Regions from separate parts of the Homo sapiens genome. Here region 2 is linked to region 1. The links are chromatin contacts, found by Hi-C or POLR2A ChIA-PET in ENCODE. All regions are on one chromosome and are shown on one strand. The core of a region is the stretch at or near the end of the contact, and the rest is flanking DNA. Distances in the headings are between cores, read along the strand shown. Region 1 has its middle 16 kb from the start of MIR4708. Region 2 overlaps FUT8 (fucosyltransferase 8).

Region 1 (7,900 bases), core at 1,959-4,458:
TCCATCACATGATTGTCTTGGATCTGCTTTTCCCCACTCCAGCCTGAGCTTGCCAAGTCAGAGAACGATAGCTGAGAAATAAATAGTTCTTCTCTGTGTCAGCCCAGGAAACACTAAGGGTCCCTTTACACGGTATAGAATGAGCATTTTCTTACTGCTGGGGTTAAAGAAGGCCTCTCTCCCTGCCCTTGAGGCCTACAGCCAGAACTTTCTCTTTGCGGGAAACTCACTGGCTTCCACGGGAAGCCAGACTGGGCCCTGCGGCCTGCCCTGCCCAGCCCATACCCAAGCTTTACAGGTCGCCAACACACCAGTCAAAGGAGGAAGACTAGGGCCTTCACGGGGACACAGAGACAGGGCTAAGTGCTCTACTGCCTTGGAAACTTTCGGTACAACCTTGGCATCTCTAGCCCAGAGAGTTATTTCTATTGCAGTTTAAGGTTACTACCTTGGGCAGGTAACTTTCACCTTCTGGAAACTGCTGACAAGGAAGCTAAATAAGAGGGACCTCCCCAGCCCAAGCCTGGAAAGCTCAGCCATTCAGCCCAGGAGCCAAGATAAGGTGAGCCTGGTCAGTGCCAGCAGCCTGGGCCCACTCATGCCTAAAGACTCGTAGGGTCCCGTGAAGCCAGGTCAGTGTCTGACCTTCCTCTTTCAGGTTACAGATGTTCCCTCTGCATGTCTGTTGCAGGACTAAGCTGGCTTGAGAGACTCTGGGGTTTCTGTACAGCCCTGACAGGGACCAAGAGAAGAGAGACTATCACTGAGTTCTAGGGACTCCTTTTTTATTTTTAGTAGAGACAAGGTCTTGCTGTTGCCCAGGCTGTTCTCAAACTCCTGAGCTCAAGCGGTCCCCCTACCTCGCCCTTCCAAAGTGCTGGGATTACAGATGTGAACCACTGCCCTCAGCTTGAGTTCTTACTTGAAGTTCAGATTTCTGGGCTTTTTCTGGAATGAGACACAGTACAAAACCATAACACTTGATGTGATGTTTCTTTCTTTCTTTTCTTTTTTTTTTTTTTGAGACAGAGTCTTGCTCTGTCGCCCAGGCTGGAGTGCAGTGGCACGATCTCAGCTCACTGCATCCTCTGCCTCCCAGGTTCAAGAGATTCTCCTGCTTCAGCCTTCCAAAATAGCTGAGATTACAGGCACCCGCCACCACTCCTGGCTAATTTTTTTGTATTTTTAGTAGAGACGGGGTTTCACCATGTTGGTCAGGCTGTTCTCGAACTCCTGACCTCAAATGATCTGCCCACCTCGGACTCCAAAAGTACTGGAATTACAGGCATGAGCCACTGCACCCAGCCACTTAATGGTAGGTTTCTTATAAACCTACTGCATGGTTATATAAACGAGATGATAGAAAAGGAAATCTCTGTACTGTTGTCTTCAGTGCTTGTTAAGATACACAGTAGCCACTCCAGTGCGTTAGCCATCTCTGACAGGTGCTAGATTTTCCCCATTTGCTACTCATAATCTGCTCTCCACCCTTCTTTGCCCTGCTCTCTGCCCATGAGGCTGAGTCACAAGGATGACATCAGTAGGCTGCTTTTGCCCTCCAGCCTCTAGGGGTTGGCCAAGGAGGTTGGCATATTTATTTCTCTGGTTCCTTCCTGCCAGGTGGCCCTCTCTATCAGCTTTCTAGGTTCCTTTAATGGGTTCCATTGCCTTGTCCTTACAGACATGGTGGCGGTAGTGGCTCTTGCACTCACCAGCCCAAGGGTAGTGCACATCCCTTTTGCTTTGTCTAAGCCCAGTCCATGCTTTGTAAATAGTGACTTTATTACACTCTTCCTAAATGACTCAATTTAAGGGCATCCTTTTTTTTTTTTTCCAGGCTAGGACACTAACAGATGAAACCTTTAGAACATTTTGCCCTTATTACTATTTCTAAGTTAATATGGGGAAATTTTACTTGACTTTGCCCTCTCCTAACTTTTTGCACATAAAATTTTATTTTCTCTTTTTATTTTTCTTTGAGACAGGGTATACTCAGACTGGAGTGTAGCAGTGAATTCCTGGGCTTAAGCAATCCTCCTGCCTCAGCTTCCCAAGTAGCTGGGACATAACATCTAACATTCCCAAGTAGCTACTAGTGCATAACATCTAAAAAAAAATTTTTTTTTAATTTTAAAAATTAAAATTTTTTTTTGTAGAGATGGGGTCTTGGTATGTTGTCCAGGCTGGTCTCAAACTCCTGGCCTCAAGCCTTCATTCTGCCTTGGCCTCCCAAAGTGCTGGGATCATGGGTGTGAGCCACCGGGCTTGGGCTTATTTTCTCCTGGTATTGCTAGTTTTTTTTTTTTTTTTTTAGACGGAGTCTTGCTCTGTCCCCAAGGCTGGAGTGCAGTGGCGTGATCTCGGCTCACTGCAACCTCTGTCTCCCAGGTTCAAGCAGTTCTCTGCCTCAACCTCCCAAATAGCTGGGGTTACAGGCACCTGCCACCACACCTGGCTAATTTTTGTATTTTTAGTAGAGACAGAGTTTCACCATCTTGGTCAGGCCGGTCTTGAACTCCTGACCTCGTGATCCACCTGCCTTGGCTTCCCAAAGTGCTGGGATTACAGGCATGAGCCACCACGCCTGGCTAAAGTAGTTTTTTAAAATTTAAAATGTATACAATAATTTTTTGTTTTCTAAAAAGCAAGATCCTTACTGTAATTGCTTTCAGGAGATAATTTTAGATAATGTATTAGTTCGTTCCTTGTTGATTATAATAGAATATGTGGAACTGGGTCATTTATAAAGAAGAGTAATTTATGTCTTACAGTTATGACGGCTGGGAAGTCCAGGATTGAGGGGCTGCAACTGTGAGGGGACTCTTGCTGGTGAGGACTTTCTGTAGAGTCCCAAGGCCACACTGGGAATCACATGGTGAGGGGCTGAGTGAGCTCACATGCTTGCTTAGGTCTCTCTTCCTCTTCTTAAAAAGCCACTAGTTCCACTCTCATGATTACCTGCTAGTCTATTAGCCCATTAATCCATTAACCTATAAATGGATTAATCATAAGGGTTGAAACCTTTTGATCCAATCACCTCTTAAAGATTCAATACGGTCACATTTTGAGATTAAGTTTCTAACACATGAAATTTGGGGGACACATTCAAACCATAGTAGATAAATAAGGAAAAAAAAGTCTTGCAAATTTTGCATTTTAAACCAGCACTAACAGGTGTTTCCGACGCATGCTACGGCTTAAGAAGCACTGCAAAAGTCAGCTCTTCAAGCTTCTCACAGGCAGCTGTCCTAAGACATCAGCATCCCCTTCCCTCCATTAGAGCCTACACCAATGAGTTTGAGATAAAGCAATTTTATATAAAAACAGCCTAGTATCTCTATATTGGAAAGTCTGTCCTTAACACCAGGTTTTGAAGTCCAGGAAAGCTGTGTACGTTATTTAACTTAAAAAGTTAAATATGGGCCAGGCACAGTGGCTCACACCTGTAATCCCAGCACTTTTGGAGGCCGAGGCGGGTGGATCACCTGAAGTCGGAAGTTCAAGACCAGCCTGACCAACATGGCAAAACCCTGCCTCTACTAAAAATACAAAAATTAGCCAGGCGTGGTGGCGCATGCCTGTAATCCCAGCTACTCAGGAGACTGAGGCAGGAGACTTACTTGAACCCGAGAAGTGGAGGTTGCAGTGAGCAAAGATCGCGCCACTGCACCTAGCCTGGGTGACAGAGTGAGACTCTGTCTCAAGAGAAAAAAAGTTACATATGTATATCTATCTATATATTTAAATCACATATATATATGTGTGTGTGTGTGTATGTGTATGTGTGTGTATGTGTATATATATATATATATATATAACTTTAGGCCGTGCATCGTGGCTCATCTCTGTAATCCCAGCACTTTGGGAGGCCGAGGCGGGTGGATCACGAGGTCAGGAGATGGATTCCATCCTGGCTAACATGGTGAAACCCCGTCTCTACTAAAAAATACAAAAAATTAGCTGGGCGTAGTGGGGGCGCCTATAATCCCAGCTACTTGGGAGGCTGAGGCAGGAGAATGGCGTGAACCCGGGAGGCGGAGCTTATAGTGAGCCAAAACCGCGCCACTGCACTCCAGCCTGGGCGATAGAGCGAGACTCCGTCTCAAAAAAAAAAAAAAAAAAGAAAAACTTTAAAAGTTTTATACTCAAGGCTTTTCCTAGAATATACATTCCTCCATATTCCCTATTTTAAAAATTACCTCTTTGTCTCTCAAGCTCAACAACTTTTCTGTGAATCTCTTGATCCTTGCACATCTGGCATGAAAATATCCCAAGTTATCTGCATTGGCAGATGGAGCTGTGCTGAACAGAAGCTTTATCCTGGATTCGGTCCTCTCTCCCAGCACAAGCACCTGACTCAACTTCCGAAGTGTGGAGAACGTTATGGAACTTCATCTTGCCCTAGTTTACCTCCTCCGACTTCCAGTCCTACCCACTTATACTTCTTCCTGGTCCAAATGGATTATCCCCCTAATTTTTCCCCTTAAAGATATCAATAGAAGATTGATTATCCACACTGTATGCTCATTATTGTCCTGCGTTGCTCCTTAGAAGCTGTTGCTAAGTAATGCTAAGTACTAAGCCAGGTTCCTGTGGTCTGCTCCCGCACCCTAGAAGGGTCTTACGTGAATTGGGCTGGGATGAGTTCCAGCACATGGGAACTATAGGAAAATCTGAAACAGAGGCAAAAAGTGACCTTAGGAATGAAGTCTCCTTTACATTGATGATGTGTGACCTGTTCTCCTCATTCTCCTCAGCAACTTCAGACTGGCTACTTCTTTTTTTTTTTTGAGACAGACTCTTGCTCTTTGTCCAGGCTGTAGTGCAGTGGCACAATCTCAGCTCACTGCAACCTTCTCCTCCCAGGTTCAAGCGATTCTCCTGCCTCAGCCTGCTGAGCAGCTGGGATTACAGGTGTGCACCACCATGCCCGGCTAATTTTTTTAATTTTAATAGAGACAGGGTTTTGCCATGTTGGCCAGGCTGGTCTTCCCCAGCGAGTTTTCACCAGCTCTAGCCCAGCCTGACCCTTTTTCTAGTGAAAGGCAGGTCCCACTTGACTGTTATTTTCATCCAAAGGAATGAACAGCCAGAGCCTCTTACTTCCCAGTATGTAGTAGTGGTTATCATCAAGCAGTTGATTACATAGAGCTTTGTTTGGGGAATATAATTCTTTACAAGTCTGGCCGTAATAAAATACAGACTTGCCGCTAAGATTTGCGGGGCCTTGGGCACGAGTGCAGATGGAAGTCCACATACTACATATATAAAAGTTGTAAATTACACTAACAAACGGATAAATAAAATATTTCAATTCCCCTATACTGACAAATATCCCCTCATAAACACAAAATATACACACAGATACAAATATACAGCCCTTGAAAAAGAGAAAGAAACGGGCTAATCTGGAAGGCCAGGTTCAAATATGGAATTCTTGAACTTCTCAGAGCTCCATGCGGGGACATAGTGGAATGGAAAGAGCTGGCCCCTGACCCACCCCCCACTTATCTTCCTAGCCCAGGCACTGTCCCACATGACAAAGGGCCTTGAGTACATTCACGTAGACATGACCAAGCTCCATCCACATTCCCACTCTTACCTCATCACACTTATTGCACACCTTTCATGCCTAGGAATAAGTACATTAGTGGTACAGTCTGTCCTTGGGGAAGTGTACCTGCAGAAGTGGCCCAGGCCCAGGAATTAGGCTCTAGAAGGGGAATATGGGCTCTGAGTGGGAACATCCCATTGGTGGGTTCTTTCCGCCATGAGAGGTATAGCCAAAGTGGGCCAGAGTGAGGCCCTCTAAAGCATGGGATCCTCTAAAACATGGGACCATAGGCAGAGGGCACAGCCAGTGAAATAAGATAGCTTAGATGGAAGATACACCCAACAGTAGGGAAATCACTAAAGAGGTCATGAAAGCTCCAGGTAAAATGGTGGCCCCGGAGAGGAGAGGAGGAAGAGATAGAGATTATCTAGGAAGCAGATCTGAGCAGACACACAGAGTGCAGAAACCAGTGCTTCGGCAAATGCTACCTGTCCTGGCTTCAGCCCCTGCCCAGAGTACCCACACTTCTCTACTGGGCCCTGAAGACCCCTTCTTTGCCTAAGCTAGTTGGAGTAGGTACTGTTACTTGACAAAAATAAAGTCTTGACAAGATACTACTTCGTGTCGCAAAAGAAACCGAAGTTTCCTAGAGAGAGAGAGATGGCAGAGAAAGAAAAGGGCTAAAGACAGAGGTTTGAGAAAGACATAAAATGCAGAAAAAGAGAAAGAAGAACCCAAGTAAGAGTTGTGACAGGAGTAGGGAAAGAACTAGCTCACTCGGGTGGGCATTTCAGAAAGAAGAGCTGGTCGGTTGGAAGATGAGGCCTGAGTAAAGGTCACTGGAATTGATGACTAAAAGATCACCACTGACCTTCAAGATAGCACAACTAGAGATGAGTGTTGGCAGACAGATGTGCCCAGCTGTGCTGGGGAGATGGAGCAGCAGCTGTTCACACATGGCCCAGGGCTTTCTTCTGCCCTGTATGGGTGTGAGTATGACCCCCCTGCCTGTTTCACAATCTCCTTCTACTGAGCACACTGGGGAACGCTGGCACCCTTGGGGCCAAGGCAGATTTGAAGTGTGTTAAAGAACAGGGTGTGAACTGCCATGATCCCGGATGTGACTCCCTAAGGACAGAGTGTCTGGAAAAAAAACCAACCAACCAACTGAAGAACCACTGGGTTTGGGGGGATCCCTAGTCTTCACCTGAAACACTGGGAATTACCTCTTCCTCTTATTCTGCATTCCCTTAGGATGTCCCTTAAGGACAAGTCCCAGCCCAGGTAGGTAGCAACCTCCGCTGCTCTGCCTGCCTGCCAAGGTGAGCCAGCTTCTCATTTCCTCGTCTTGTCTCAAGGGGTGTGTGTGTGTGTGTGTGTGTGTGTGTGTGTGTGTGTAGGGGAGGATCCCCTACAAAGTCTTTCTTCCAAATCCCAGCAATTCGGCCGGGCATGGTGGCTCATCCCTGTAATCCCAGCACTTTGGGTAGCCAAGGCTGCAGGATTGCTTGAAGCCAGGAGTTCAAGACCAGCCCAGACAATATTGCAAGACCTCATCTCTACCAAAATAAATAAATAAATAAATAAATAACAACCAAAACCAAAAAGTTGCCGGGCAAGGTGGTACACATTGTATTCCCAGCTACTCGGGAGGCTGAGGTGGGAGGATCATGTGAGCTCAGGAGGTCGAGGCTGCAGTGGGCCACAATTGTGCCACTGCACTCCATCCTGGAGTGAGACTCTGTCTCAAAAAAAAAAAAAAAAAAAGTCTCAGCAATTCGAGGATAACGACAAATAAGTAAAGATAACTTTTTATTTAAGGAAGCCCATCTATGACTCCCTGTTAATACAGCTGACAACAGGAGAACCCAGGCTATGAAGCCTACAGAGCATTTGCAAGGGAGGTAGGCTACCTGTAGCTAGAGAAAATGAACCATGGCACAGCCTGGGCCCAACTTCTCCACTGTGACCATTGCTCAGAGACTGCCATATAAGAGAGAATTTCGGAAGTGTGAGGTTTGACCCTCACGATGGACCCACTGCTCTGACTGGCTTGCTGTGAGCTGTCACCCCCACCCTATTTCTCCTCAACCTTCAACCACAGTTCCTAACCTGAGTGATCACCAAGCTGGGTGACCCCCACTGCACCCCCTGCCAAGGGTGAAAGGGAGGACAGAGTCCACTGGCTGGTCCTTCCTGCTAAGTTTATGAAAAGGGAACAGTGTCAGCAACGTCTCCCCTCCCCTGACTCAGCAGCGTGCACTGTCAGCACTTCCAGCCTCCCCGTGACAGTGCACTCCATGGAGAAATAAAAAATAACTGCTCGTTAGAAAAATGAGAGAGTCC
Region 2 (7,900 bases), core at 3,351-5,850, 110 kb before region 1:
CCTCAGCCTAAAAGATAATTTTAAATTAAGTATAATTTATATTTTAAAACAGGAGACAAAATGGAATTATATAAAATGCTGAATTACAATGAAGAAGGCAGAGACAAAGTGAAAGACGAAAAAAGAAAGAACAAGGACAATGAGTAGAAAACAGTTATAAATACAGTAGACATTAATCCAACTATATCAATAATTACTTTAAACATCTGTGGTCTAAATACACCAGTTAAAAGACACATGCTGTCGAGAGCAAATCAAACGACAAGACCCTACTATATGATGTCTACAAAAATCCCACTCTAAATATAAAGATGAAGACAGATTAAAAGTAAAGGGATGGAGAAAGATAGGCTATGCTAAACCTAATCAAAAGAAACCTGGAATGGCTATAAAAATTTCAGAAAGAGCAAGCTTAAGGCCAAGAAAAATTATCAGTGATAGAGGGGCATTACCTAATAACAGATGGTCAATCTGTTATTATTCACCAAGAAGACATAATCATCTTTATATGTATGTACCTAACTACAGAGTGTCAAAATACATAAGGTATAATAAAAACTGATAGAACTACAAGGAGAAACACATGAATTCAATATCATAGTTGGAGCTTCAACAACCCTCTATCGGTAATTGACAGAAGCAGAAAATCAGGAAGGTATCATAGAACTGATGACACCATCAATCAACTAGATCTAACTGACATTTATAGAACACTTCATCCAGCAACAGCAGTATACACACTCTTCTCAAATCCACAGGGAACATTTCACAAAGAGAGACTACAAAATATACCTTAACAAATTTTAAAGAATAGACACCATACAAATAGACACACCACAATGGAATTAAACTAGTTAAACAAAAACATAGCTGGAAAATCTCAAAATATTTGGAGATGTTTAAACAGCTCACTTACAAATAACTCGTAGATCAAAAAAATAGTCTTGAGAAATTATAAAATATTTTAAACTAAGTGTACATGAAAATAAAACACCAAAATTTATGGCCGGGCACAGTGGCTCATACATGTAATCCCAGCACTTTGGGAGGCTAAGGCAGGAGGATCACTTGAGGCTAGGAGCTCTAGACCAGCCTGGGCAACATAATGAGACCCCATTTCATAAATAAGTAAGTAAGTAAGTAAATAAATGTGGGATGCAGCAAAGCAGGACTAAGAGATTAATTTTTAGCATTGAATGTATATGTTAAAAAAGAAGAAAGGTAAAATTAATCATCTAAGCTTTTAATTTAGGAAACCAGAAAATGAACAAATTAAATCCAAAGGAAGCAGAAGAAAACAACAAAAATCAGAGCAAAATTGAAAACAGGAAAACAAAGAAAATCAACAAGACTCAAAGCTGGTTCTATGCCCTTAAATTTGATAACTTAGGTGAAATGGACCAATCCCTTAAAAGACACAATCTACCAAAATTCACACAAGAAGAAACAAATAATCTGAATAAGCCTAAATCAATTTTTAAAACCTGAATAAATAATTAATAATCTTCCAAAACAGAAAGCACCACACTCAAGATAATTCATTCGTGAATTCTATCAAATATTTAAGGAACAGATGATACCAATATTCTACAATCTGTAGAAGCAGAGTGAGCACTTCTAACTCATTCTCAGAGGCCAACATTACCCCGATCATAAGCCCAGGCAACAGCCTTACAAGAAAGGAAAATTACAGAACAATATCTTTCATGAACACAGAGGCAAATGTTCTCAAAAATCTCAGCAAATCACATTATACACCACGACCAAGTAGAGTATATTCCAAGTATGCAAGGTAGGTTCAACATCTAAAAGTCAATTAATGTAATCCAGGAAACAGAAAAAAAAAATCATACAATCAGATCATATCAATAGATGCAATAAAAGTATTTGATAAAATTCTACATCAGTTAATAATTACATGTTCTCAGCAAACTAGAAATAGAGGAGGATTTCCTCCACTTGATAAATAAAATTTACAAAAAACTTACAGCAAACACCATACCTAATGGTAAGAAACCAGATCCTTTCCCCGTAGGATCAGGAACAAGGCAAGGACTTCCCTTCTTACCACTCCTATTCAACATCATACTGGACATCCTAGCTAATGCAGTAAAACAAGAAAAGGACATAAAAGGTACACAAATTGAGAAGAAAGAAATAAAACTCTCTATTTGCAGATGACATGATCATCTATGTAAAAAAAAAAAAAAAAAAAACCCAAAGTACTGACCAACAAACTCCTGGAAATAATAAGCAATTACTACAGATTGTAAGATAAAAGGGGGAGATATTTGGGAACTCTCTGTAAGAAATTACAATTTCTCTGTAAACCTAAAACTGCCCTAAGAAATAAAAATCTATTTTAAAAAAACTCCAATTAAACAACTTTCACAGTAATACATTAATCCAGTATAGGTGCTTAAGAAAAAATATGTGTTCAACACGGTTTTCCTCCTTTGTTTCCTTTTTTCCCCAGTGGGGCTGCAGGGGTGGCTGGGGGAGCCAGGGAGAATCTCTCTAACTTCTCAAGCATCTTTGAGTCCAACAAAACACAACATGGAAAGTGAAGACTATACACCATAAAAGTGAATAATTCAAACACATCCATACCATCTTTTTCAATCTTTACCAATTCATAATTCTCTGAAACTAGAAAATATTTCTTACAAGTTGGAGGAACCTTATTTTCTTGGTAATATAAGTATACTGACTCCAAAACCTAAAATGAGAAGGAAAAGTACAAGGAACAGAGTTTAATCCAAGCTTGGATGATCAGCCACCATGGCCCCAGGAATGAAGAAAAAAAGAAAATCTTCCCAACAATCATCAAAACAGCCCACACCAAAAGTTCAAGTTACTTTCTGAGTAACTCCTTAACATTCTTTTCTTTAACACTAAGAAAATATATTAGCCAGGCACGGTGGCTGACTCCTGTAATCCCAGCACTTTGGGAGGCTGAGGTGGGGAACTGCTTGAGCACAGGAGTTCAAGATCAGCCTGGGCAACATGGCAAAACTCCATCTCTACAAAAAATGCAAAAAATTAGCCAGGCATGGTGGTGTGCACCTGCAATCGCAGCAACTCAGGAGGCTGATGTGGGAGAATCACCTGAGCCAAGGAGGTCAAGGCTGCAGTGAGCCGTGACTGCGCCAGTGCACTCCAGCCTGGGCAATAGAGTGAGGCCCTGTCTCAAAAAAATTAATAAAGAAAGATAAAAAATTCTCCTACTCTTTTAATTGACTAGAATAGAAATGTGAATAGAAATATGATAGAGGTATATCTTTTTATTATTGTAATTATGTCTATTTAATTTCTATATTCTGTCTGTTTTAACACATTTTATTTCAGGTATTGCTGGAGTGTTACTGCTAATTCTATATTCTAATGTATCTTCTAAAATTAATTAAATACATTACCATTGTTACAACATGTAGTGAGAGTCTCTGAATTGCCCAAATATCCACTATGAAAACACTTAGTACAATTTGTGTGTGATGGAAGGGCTACATACAGGAAGATCCTTAAGTTAAGTGGTGAGACAATCCTATCTCCCCCTGGTATATGGTTTTGAATTTCTTCCATATGGAATTAATAAAAATCCGTCCTTTCTCCTACTTCAGTAACTTTTGTCCAGATCTAAAAACATTGGTTCAACCTGTATTTATACTTATCATCAATATGTAGTCATTGTTCATTTGTAACTTCAAAGAACAAGCACATACATGACCACAGGGGGTTTTGGTAGTACCAAAGAATTTTTCAGTGCCCACAATATCTCTGTGCAGTAATTATTACATACTTTCAACATGATTCAAACAAAGAATTCAAATACGATACTACAGTGACCTATTTAAAACGCAAAGAAAATTCAATAGCACATGATTCACTTACACCTAGAATTCTAACACCATGCTCCACCTCACAGTACTATTACCATTCTCTAGTAAGAATTTTTCTAAAATCTCTTGACCACAAGAATGACATGACAGACAAACGTGGGCAATGAAGGGGGAAGGGGAACCACATTCTCATATTCACTTCAGGAAAGGTTATTTCATTTTATGAACTCAGCCTGAGAGTGCAGCATTTTTCTAACTTTAAGTGACCTGAAGAATGCTCTTCTTCCAAATACACTATTCAAGTTGAAAAACAAAATGGTAAGTCAGAGAGATCAGGGCAAACATCATGTTTACCTAATGTCTTCATTAATTAGCTTCACCCAAATAAACAAATTAATTTACGCAAGCTACATTCACAAGTTAGAGCCTATCTGATTAGCACTTAAAGCATTTTCTATTCCCTTTTTGTGACTCCAACAAGACTAATATTAATACAGTATGTAGCAGCCACTCAACATTATAAAACTTCAGAATGTGAGAACTAGAAATGTCTTAAAGATCATTTGGTTTACTCTTCTCTTCCTCAGGCCTCAAATTTTATCTATGAGGAAATTGAAACAAACCCAATAGTCCCACAGACTGTTCTTTTGGCACAAAAAGTATCAAAGAACTGAAACCAGATCACCCTACCAGATGCCAGACCCCTCATTCACCATTATTGCTTCCTCGCCCCTCCTCCCAAGTTCCTGTTTTCTTACACATTGTTAAAATCTATGTCTTCCCTGCTATATAAACCCTGGTTTTAGTCAGTCAGGGAGATGGAATTGAGACCAAGCTCCCATCTTCTCAGCTGCCGCCCCTGATTAAAGCCTTCTTCCTTGGCAATACTCATTGTCTCAGTGATTGGCTTTCTATGCAGCAAGCAGCAGGACCTAGACTGAACTCCTGGTGTATCAGTAACAAACTAATAGCTAAAGAAGACAGTAACTTTCTTAAGCTAGTTATTAACAGAGCAGAACTAAGGTACTCTGACTTCCAGACTGGTTTTCTTTCTACTATACCATGCTGTTGTCAAGAACTCTGAAGAACCTAAGATTTTACCCTACATGCAAGCTAACATCAGTCTGCCATAGTTTCATGGACACTGAGAGCAAACACTGTACCTACATACAGTTTGGGCACTGAAGACTGAAACTACATGTCCCCTATACTGAGTTAAATAAGTGTCCTCCCAAAATGTGTAACGGCTAGAAATAGGGTCTATGCAGATATAATCAAGTTGATATAATGTCATTCTGGATTAGGATGGACCCTAATACATGACTGGAATCCTTATAAGAAGGACATTTGAACACAAACACACACAGAGGGAAGATGTCATGTGAATACTGAGGTAGAGATTGGAGTTATGCTACCAAAAGTCAAGAAATACCAAGGATTTCTGGCATCCACCATAAGCTAAAAGAAGAAGGAAAGGATTCTTACCTAGAGCCTTCGGAGAGAGTGTGGCCCTGCCAACACCTTGATTTCAGACTGCTAACCTCCAAAACTGAAAGAATAAATTTCTGCTATATTAAGCCACCCAGTTTACAGTGCTTTGTTATAGCAGCCCTAGAAAACTAATACACACACACACAGCTTTCTAGGTACATTAACATGACTTTACCAGTCCACTGTCTTAATTAGCATAACTGCTATTCTAGGAGACAGCAGAAATATAATGTGATTGTTCATTACAGACCTTCTGGAAAGACCCATCAACTCTTCGGCAGTTTTCAAAATCTTACTGTTTCCACCAAACCTAAACTGTTTTATCATGATACCTACCCAATCCTAATCAAGCCTCATCGCCACCACTGAAAGATCCAACTTAAAACAAACTTCAAATTCTCAAATTTTGACCTCTCTAAGACCCTACCAAAGATTTTTTTAGGTGTTCTCCCTTACCACAATAAGCAATGAACTCAGCTTTGTTTTATCAATAGGATGTGTTAGTAGTGTAGCTGGTAAGCTAGCATCAGATAATCCTGGCAGAAGTTATGACACTCCTAGATCAGAAACAAAGAACAGTTTACTACTCACAACAATAGCATAGACAGAGTACCATATTTTTTACTGATTCCTCAAGCTCTAATTCCTAAAGGCCAATGAAAGGAAAACCAAGTGCACATACTGTGGGTTGCATTACAGGACAAGAAAACCTGAGCTTAATGAAACTCCAATCTTTAAAAGGAGCTACAAGCAAATATGCCCAACCTTTTTCCCTAGAGAGATTATCTTAATTATCCTGGACAGCAAAGAAATGTGCCATCTGTCCTAATGGAAGCACTATTTCTATCTTCCTAGGCTGTTTGCTAAACAGATTTCTTTGAAAAAGATAGCCCCCAACAAAAGCTATCAGTACTCTGCTCAGCGAATGTGCAGAAACAGAAGAGATCCATGGATTGAAGAGAAATGTCTCTCAATACCTATTTCCTTTGTCCTAAAAGACTAAAAAGATTCTTAGAGAATCAAGACAAAATTGGTACAATACAATGAGATGTTTCCAGAGAAAACATATAGAGCAAAAAGGTGTACTTTCTTCTCTCAAAAATCTGTATAAACTAAAACCACTTCAGCTGAGTCACAATCTTATAACAAGCCTATCTATCAAATATCCAAAAGTAAATACTTATATGTTTGGATCCTATTTTCATTGTAAAATGTTCCATTTCTAGAAAAGTATCTCAAGCAAGTTTTTATTTTTATTTTATTATTCTTTAACTTTAAAATAAAATGCTATTTTTTTTATTATTTTTTGACTGTTTCTCACAGTGAATCAAGTTTTATCAATAATTTCCAAGGCCTGGCAGTGTTCGTGAAATAAAAGAGACTAGCAGTTTTAAACTTTACCAATTATACCTGACTTTAATGTGGACCTTAACGCCTTTTTTTAAAATAAGAAAATAAAGACCCAAGAGCTGAGATGGTAAGCTTTTACTCATACAGCTATCTGGAGACATTGCAGTGTAGGGTTCATTTTACTCATCATTCTCTCTCTCTCTTTATCCTGGGATCATTGCTTAACCTAATGGGTGGGATTAAGTTAAATTACTCAATTTAATATTATTTACAAAAACTCAGTTTTTGTTTATTTCTTTTGCAGTTAATTTTAAGTTAAACAGGCTACCATTTAAACGGTACAAGACAGAATCTCAATTTTCAAATATGCAAAAAATATGCTGATATTGAATATATAGCTAGAAAAATCTAAATTTTTTTATTTTGTAACAACCTCAAAATATTTTATGTGAATTAAAGCATATTAAATTTAAATTTAAATATGGCTTTTATTTTCATAAATACTTTACATAAATATTGACCTTAGAATTGTGGTTTAAAATCTAAATACCCTAAAATCCTGAAGAAATCATGACTTCTGAGCACAGCATTATCTTTGACTCTGTGTTGTATTTGCCCGTTGAACAGATAACTATTCTCTTTCAGAAATAGCTCTAAAATGCTCTGACTCTGCCTAAAATGTTTTGTCTATTTAAGAAATGTTCTCTGACCGGGCACAGTGCCTCACATCTATAATCCCAGCACTTCAGGAGGCTGAGGTGGGCAGACCGCTTGAGCCAAGAAGTTTGAGACCAGCCTAGCCAACATGGTGAAACCCCATCTCTTCTAAAAATACAAAAATTAGCTGGGCATGGTGACACACATCTGTAATCCCAGCTATTTGGGAGTCTGAGGCATGAGAACTGTTTGAACCCAGGAAGTGAAGGTTGCAGTGAGCGGAAATTGAGCCACTGCACTCCAGCCTGAGTGGCAGAGAGATTCTTGTCTCAAAAAAAAAAAAAAAAGAAAGAAAAGAAAAGAAAGGAAAGGAAAAAAAGGTTTTAAAGAAATGTTTTCTGAGAACACAATACAGCAGGCCACGTATCTACAGAGATACTATGAAAATTACATAATTCATCTAAAAATGTTCAGAAACAAGAAAACAATTTAAAGTTGCAGTAAGTCTTTTAATGTCCAGGCTTAGAAGCTAGAGTCTAAACCATCCTACATTTTCTGAGTCA

The links. A loop is a pair of places that touch in the nucleus more often than their neighbours do. ChIA-PET counts read pairs that join two places held with the same protein, here RNA polymerase II (POLR2A). Pooled maps may share reads with other maps.
Region 2: a loop to region 1 is called in a pooled map, with 2.7 times the contacts of the local background. The contact joins two enhancer-like sites. A Hi-C loop is called at or near these places in 1 of 37 single-sample maps with no recorded cell type and 4 of 50 pooled maps. POLR2A ChIA-PET finds 5 or more read pairs at or near these places in 3 of 52 experiments (B cell, OCI-LY7 and WTC11).

Annotation. Positions count from the first base shown.
Region 1 is chr14:65,346,984-65,354,883 of GRCh38, reverse strand. No RefSeq gene overlaps it. Among named protein-coding and RNA genes, the nearest start is that of MIR4708, 16 kb to the right of the region's middle. Within about 2 kb of position 3,208, at least 2 of the 41 ENCODE cell types and tissues checked have a DNase peak (open chromatin) inside an H3K27ac peak, as active enhancers do; they include B cell and OCI-LY7, where a contact is called at or near this core.
Region 2 is chr14:65,458,576-65,466,475 of GRCh38, reverse strand. The region is part of intron 2 of FUT8 (fucosyltransferase 8); the gene reads right to left. Among named protein-coding and RNA genes, the nearest start is that of MIR625, 8.6 kb to the left of the region's middle. RefSeq lists enhancers at 2,528-2,697, 4,422-4,471. Within about 2 kb of position 4,600, at least 4 of the 41 ENCODE cell types and tissues checked have a DNase peak (open chromatin) inside an H3K27ac peak, as active enhancers do; they include B cell and OCI-LY7, where a contact is called at or near this core.